Linked DNA regions of Homo sapiens: region 1 is linked to region 2. Evidence: chromatin loops called from intact Hi-C (ENCODE). Cell type or tissue: PC-9. All regions are shown on one strand. Links, peaks and the distances in the headings refer to the core of each region. The heading gives the core; the rest is flanking DNA.

The links. Peaks named below come from ENCODE experiments on the same cell type or tissue, not always from the same donor. Only the 100,000 strongest peaks of a DNase experiment are listed, where the experiment ranks them.
Region 1: it touches region 2 in a loop (2.6-fold over the local background); 2 of 110 quality-filtered maps call a loop at or near these places.

The regions. Positions count from the first base shown.
Region 1 is chr3:69,088,703-69,091,620 of GRCh38, forward strand. The region is part of intron 1 of ARL6IP5 (ARF like GTPase 6 interacting protein 5); the gene reads left to right. Among named protein-coding and RNA genes, the nearest start is that of ARL6IP5, 5.2 kb to the left of the region's middle. In PC-9, for the core only: no CTCF peak of the experiment used is centred there; a DNase peak (open chromatin) is centred at 1,569; H3K4me3 peaks cover 588 bases; H3K27ac peaks cover 2,331 bases.
Region 2 is chr3:69,231,062-69,233,979 of GRCh38, forward strand. All of the region lies in intron 7 of FRMD4B (FERM domain containing 4B), which reads right to left. Among named protein-coding and RNA genes, the nearest start is that of LMOD3, 110 kb to the left of the region's middle. RefSeq lists an enhancer at 1-646. In PC-9, for the core only: no CTCF peak of the experiment used is centred there; a DNase peak (open chromatin) is centred at 1,160; H3K4me3 peaks cover 1,159 bases; H3K27ac peaks cover 2,500 bases.

The DNA.
Region 1 (2,918 bases), core at 245-2,744, 140 kb before region 2:
AAATGCCTTTGGATCCTTTACATCAAGAAGGAAAAGTGTCTAAGATCGAAGTTGCCATAGCTTACCTTCTGCATCCTTGATGTGAGACGTTTTGGGATTAAGATATTCTTTTCACATCACACACAACAATAGAAGTCTCTACCTTGATCTTCAAAGTGAAAAACAAAGGCAACACCTAATGACACTTGCAATTTAAGTACTAAGCGTGTGATACATTCTAGTTGTGGATGAAAACTTCTTTGTGCTTAATGGAATGCCAAATGATTTGAGCTGGAGAACTCTGTTCAGTGTGTGAGCCATGGAACAGCAGCATCTTTCGCCTGAGAGCTTGTCAGAAGTGAAGCATCTCAGGCCCCATTTCAGACCTACTGGGTTAGAATCTACATTTTAACAAAAGTCTCAGATGATTCATAGGTACATTAAAATCTGAGAGGCACTGGATTGGTCTGGCTCAAAAGAAAATTTAAATAAATATACCTATATGCCCAGGTGTCACCTTCCGTGATTCAAAATGTATAGTTCTTGGCAGGGTCCAGGCATCTGTTGTTTTTTTCTTTTTCTCTAACTTCCTAAGTGATTGTGATTATACACCCCTAGGAGAAATACTGATCCTCTTGAACCCCGTAACTTCTGAAATGTAAAAGCTCGAGGTCACAGGCTAATTGGAACTAAAGCTGCTAATAATAGGAAGTGAAATATTTTTTCCATTAAGCCATATTGCAAATTTTCTAAAGCTCTTGATTAACCAAATTCAACTGCATCCCTGACTCTTACAATATTTGCAATGCTATTGCTGTCTTATTCTGAAAAGTTCTTTCCTGGATGGGTATAGTGGCTCACACCTGTAATCCCAACACTTCGGGAGGCAGAGATGGGAGGATTGCTCAAGGCCAGGAGTTTAAGACTAGCCTGGGCAACATAGTGAAACCCTGTCTAAAAAAAAAAAAAAAAAAAATTATTTTCTGCCATTAGAACTCATATTTTCTGGTATGGCCTCAGAATCACCAACCACACACAGAATTTGCAACATATAAAAATGCCTCTGCTGCTTCTCCAGCAAGAGAGCTGCATGTATTCTTATGTATATACATTTGTGCCTCCCCCTTTAGATAGAACCATGTAGCTGCTGAAGGAATGAGCCCATGATTTCTCAGCTGAAGTAACTCCTCACCATGTGGCCTGATCATTTGGCCTATGGAGATGTTGCAGGAGGGTGGAATTGACAGCTGCCACTTTATGCTTTCAGTTACTCAAGATGGTAAGGAGTTTCTAGAAGGCTGGTAATTATAAGTTTGAAAACAGCATTAATGTAATCTTTTCAAAATGAACGTGGCTTGGTGGCTCTGTAATATGTTCTAGGCCTGTGGCTCCCAGCATCTGGTATTATGAAATGTTCGTATTGTTTGTACCTTTAAATGCTGTAAAGATGAAGAACCAAGTTTCCAGTTGGTAGAGGAAAAAAAGCGTAAGGCAACCCTGGGAGGCTCTGGATCAGAATCTATTGAAATGATTGCAGATAGAATGAGTTGCAGTCTGTTTATACTAAAGCAAGTGGAAATGTTTTTGAGATTAGTCAGCTTCAACACCAGTTCTACAACATTACTCTTATTTGTGTTGCTTCATTCATTCAATTAACAAAGAGTATGAAGCACTTACCAACTTCTCAGACACTGCTAGGAGATAGTGAAGAATAGGACAGCTGTGATTCCTGCCTTCACGGAAAGGCAGCAAGACCACACTGAACACATGATAACTAATTTGTATACAAGTATAGCAAGTGTACAGAAATACACACCTACATAAACACATCCTTCTCAACCTGACTTACCTGATCTCCCCTGTACATTATTACTCCAAATTCCAAATCTCTCAGGTGTTGGGAATAGGGGAGGCATTGAGTATGTAGACAGGAAAAAGGTTTTTTTAAATTTTACTATCCTAACCCACAGCTCAGATCCTTCTATTCCATTGAACAAATACTGAGCACCTACCATGTGGTAGACACTGTCTAGGCCCTGAGGATACAGTCAGGAGTACAACTCCACCAGCCTTCCCAAATCCTCCCAGAATTCTCCTGCCCTTCGATGCCCATTTATTTGCATTTGAGGCTGGCACCTGTCTTCCTCTGATGGCTTATGTGTTTCTTCTGAATACAGAACTTTAAGAGGTCTGTCAACACACAGTAACATTTTAATCTCAAAATCTTTATCTAGGCTGGACATGATGGCTCACGCCTGTGATCCCAGCCCTTTGGGAGGCCGAGGCGGGTAGATCACCTAAGCTCAGGAGTTTAAGACCAGCCCGGGCAACATGGCGAAACCCCATCTCTACCAAAAATAGAAAAAATTAGCCTGGCGTGGTGGCATGCATCTGTGGTCCCAGCTACTTGGGAGGCTGAGGTGGGAGGATCTTTTGAGCGTGGGAGGCGGAGGTTGCAATGAGCCAAGAACGCACGCCACTGCACTACAGCCTGGGTAACAGAGTGAGACGCCGTGTAAAAAATAAATAAGTAAATATAAATCTTTAATAAGGATTGCTTTTCATTAAATAACCTCTGACAGTGTATGTGTGTATATGTGTGTGTATATACATACATATATATATATTTTGAGACAGGGTTTCACTCTATTGCCCAGGCTGGAGTATGGTGGCGCAGTCATGGCTCACTACAGCCTCTACCTCCCTGGGCTCAGGTGATCCTCCTGCCTCAGCATCTTAAGTAGCTGGGACTATAGGCATGTGCCACCAGCCTGGCTAATTGTTGTATTTTTTTTTGTAGAGAAGGGTTTTTGCCATGTTGCCCAGGCTGGTTTCGAACTCCTGGGCTCAAGCAATCCTCCTGCCTTGGTCTCCGAAAGTGCTGGGATGACAGGCGAGAGGTATGGCTGGCACACCTTTGATACTATTTATGTAACTTT
Region 2 (2,918 bases), core at 86-2,585:
TAAGTAAGGTTGGGGCTGGTTACTTCTTGGATGGGAGACAGCCCGGAAATACTGGGTGCTATAGGCTTAACAAAACAAAGACAAGAAAACATTTACCATAGAGTCAGAATGCCCATGAGGAAAGAGGGAATTTTATTGGAGGTAGGAAAGTACAATATACAGTGGGGGGCAGGAGGCTTCTGGGGTCCTGGCAACATTCCTCACTGGCTGTGGTTGTATTGCTGCATCCTTTTTTTCTCCTTATTTTTTTCTCCGAGACTCTGTCACCCAGGCTGGAGTGCAGTGGCACCATCTTGGCTAACTGCAACCTCCGCCTCCTGGGTTTAAACGATTCTCCTTCCTCAGCCCTCCCAGTAGGTGGGACTACAGGTATGTGCTACCACGCCCAGCTAATTTTTGTATTTTTAGTAGAGACGGGGTTTCGCCATGTTGGCCAGGCTGTTCTCGAACTCGTGACCTCAGGTGATCTGCCCGCCTCCACCTCCCAAAGTGCTGGGATTACAGGCGTAAGCCACTGTGCCCGGCCCAGCTGCATCCTTCTAATTTGTTCTTTATACCAATATACATGTTTTACACATTATTCTATGTGATATAATTCACAACAAAAATGGAATCAAGTATGGCCAGTTGAGTGGATGTGGGGAAAGCCGAAGTTCAAGATCACTGCCCTGTTATGGGGAGGTGCTGCAACGGTAACGTAAGAGGTTAGAACCTACTAAACCAAAAATGAATCCACTGGGATGTTAGAAACACTGGCATATTATTATAGAAGGTTAAGCTCGATCGTTTCCATAGTTTAGGATCAAACGGGATTTCACGTTTGAGTGGACTGGCAGTAGCTGAGTGCTCATTTGTTCACCCTCCCGGGGAATCTGTCTGGGAGCCTGAGGCTGCAAGGGATCTACGGAGCTTGTAGGAGCAGCCAGGTCTGGCTTCTGCACAGAAGGCCCCTCCCTGGCCGGCTGGGCAGGAGGCATGATTTATGAGTCAGGATCAACCTCAGAGTTCAGAGGGAGGGCCCAAAAGTAGTAGGGGAGGTGAACAAGCCTCAATCGGGATGTCTCTGCCTTTCACCAGCAATAAATACACTCAAACTGACTGGACATTACTGACCCTAATGGCAACGGATATGTTATTTTAAAGATGCACTTGACCAGAATTGCCATGAGGGACTGGTTTCTCCGGGTCCTAGCCAGAGAGAATGCCCATAAATCTACATCACTTGCTACTTCTCAGTGACCAAACCAGAAATTGCTTCTCTCCATAATTTCAGCAGGAATTCAGATGTCACAATGAAGAACATGCTTGCATTTTATCTGATTATCTAGGCTGAACTCCTCCCTTAGGCATTCCAGATTCCTATTTCGATAACTTTCCAGAAGGAAGCTGCCCATGACCCACTATTTAGCTACTACAACTATTTCTCAGGCAACAATTCCTTTGGTCATTCTGAAGCCCCCCTTTCACAGGCTGTTTTTCTTTACTGACCCCAAGTACCCTGACGGAATGTGCCAACCCCACTCATTTTTGAGAAAGCCACATGGCTGGCAAAACTGAGGCTACTCTTTGTGTGTGCTGGAGTACTTGTGTGGAAAAAGCCACCCCCAGCAAATGGGTGCACCTGCTTGTGGCTAATTGTGGGCTTGTACACAGCAACAATCAGCCACCTGCTATCAGAGACTGGCGTAGAAGGGAGTGCAGGCAGTTAGCACACTGGGCATGCTAGTACTTCCTAGAGAAAACTAAGACCCTTGCTGTCTATGCTTGGTGTGGGGGCATCCTCCATTTGTAGAACAGCTTAAAAAAAAAAAATGCCCAAGCCCCAAAGTTGCAAATTTCACTTTTGTTGTTTGTTTTTTTTTTTTTTTTTGGTAGGGATGAGGTCTCCCTTTGTTGCCCAGGCAGGTTTCAAACCCTTGGGCTCAAGTGATCCTCCCATCTTGGCTTCTCAAAGTACTGGGATTACAGGCATGAACCACCACACCAGCTCCGCATTTCACTTTTCTTCTCCAAGCAAAGCGCTTCCTTACCTGAAACCCAAACCAAAGGTGCATAAAAAATGTATATTAAATATAATATCCAAATGGAAACAGCTACAGAAGCTTCACTTTCTAAACCTAAGCTGTTTAGAAAGTTAACTTGGGGCTGGTTGCAGTGGCTTACACCTGTAATCCCAGCACTTTGGGAGGCGAGATGGATCACTTGAGCCCAGGAGTTCGAGACCAGCCTGGCCAACATGGTGAAACCTTGTCTCTATGAACAATACAGAAAAATTAGTTGGGTGGGGTGGCACACGCCTGTAGTCCCAGGTACTTGGAAGGATGAGTTGGGAGAATCACCTGAGGCCGGGAGTTCGAGGCTGCAATGAGCCACGATCGCCTACTGCACTCCAGCCTGGGTGACAGAGTGAGACCCTGTCTCAAAAAAAAAAAAAAAAAGATTAACTTGGGTCTGGAGTTCTTTTTTCACCTACACATAATTGTAACTCAAAATCCTTATTTCAGAAAATGTGTATGTGGATGTAAAAATGCCATAGTTAAGTGCCTATTTGAACACTCAGTAAAGTCTAAAGCCTGTTATTAAGTGTATATGTACCATACAGCTTACATAACATGAGAAATTAAAAGATCATGACAGGGGCCTCCCAGGATTTGGGCAAGTCATCACAGCCAAGAACTCTATTTAGTACTGTGTCCCAGGCAAACCAAAGATTTACTGTTATTAGGAATGGAGCTAATTGGAAACATTTGCCAGTCTTCTAGTGTTGCCTTGTATAGGCCTTGATGAGAAGTCATTTCTTTGTCTGTGCTTACTAGAAACCTGTGATGACCCATCAAGGTTCTGAACTACACTGAAGAAATGGGACAGGATTAGTGATCATAGCAGCTACAAAAGTTTATTTAGGCCAGGCGTAGTAG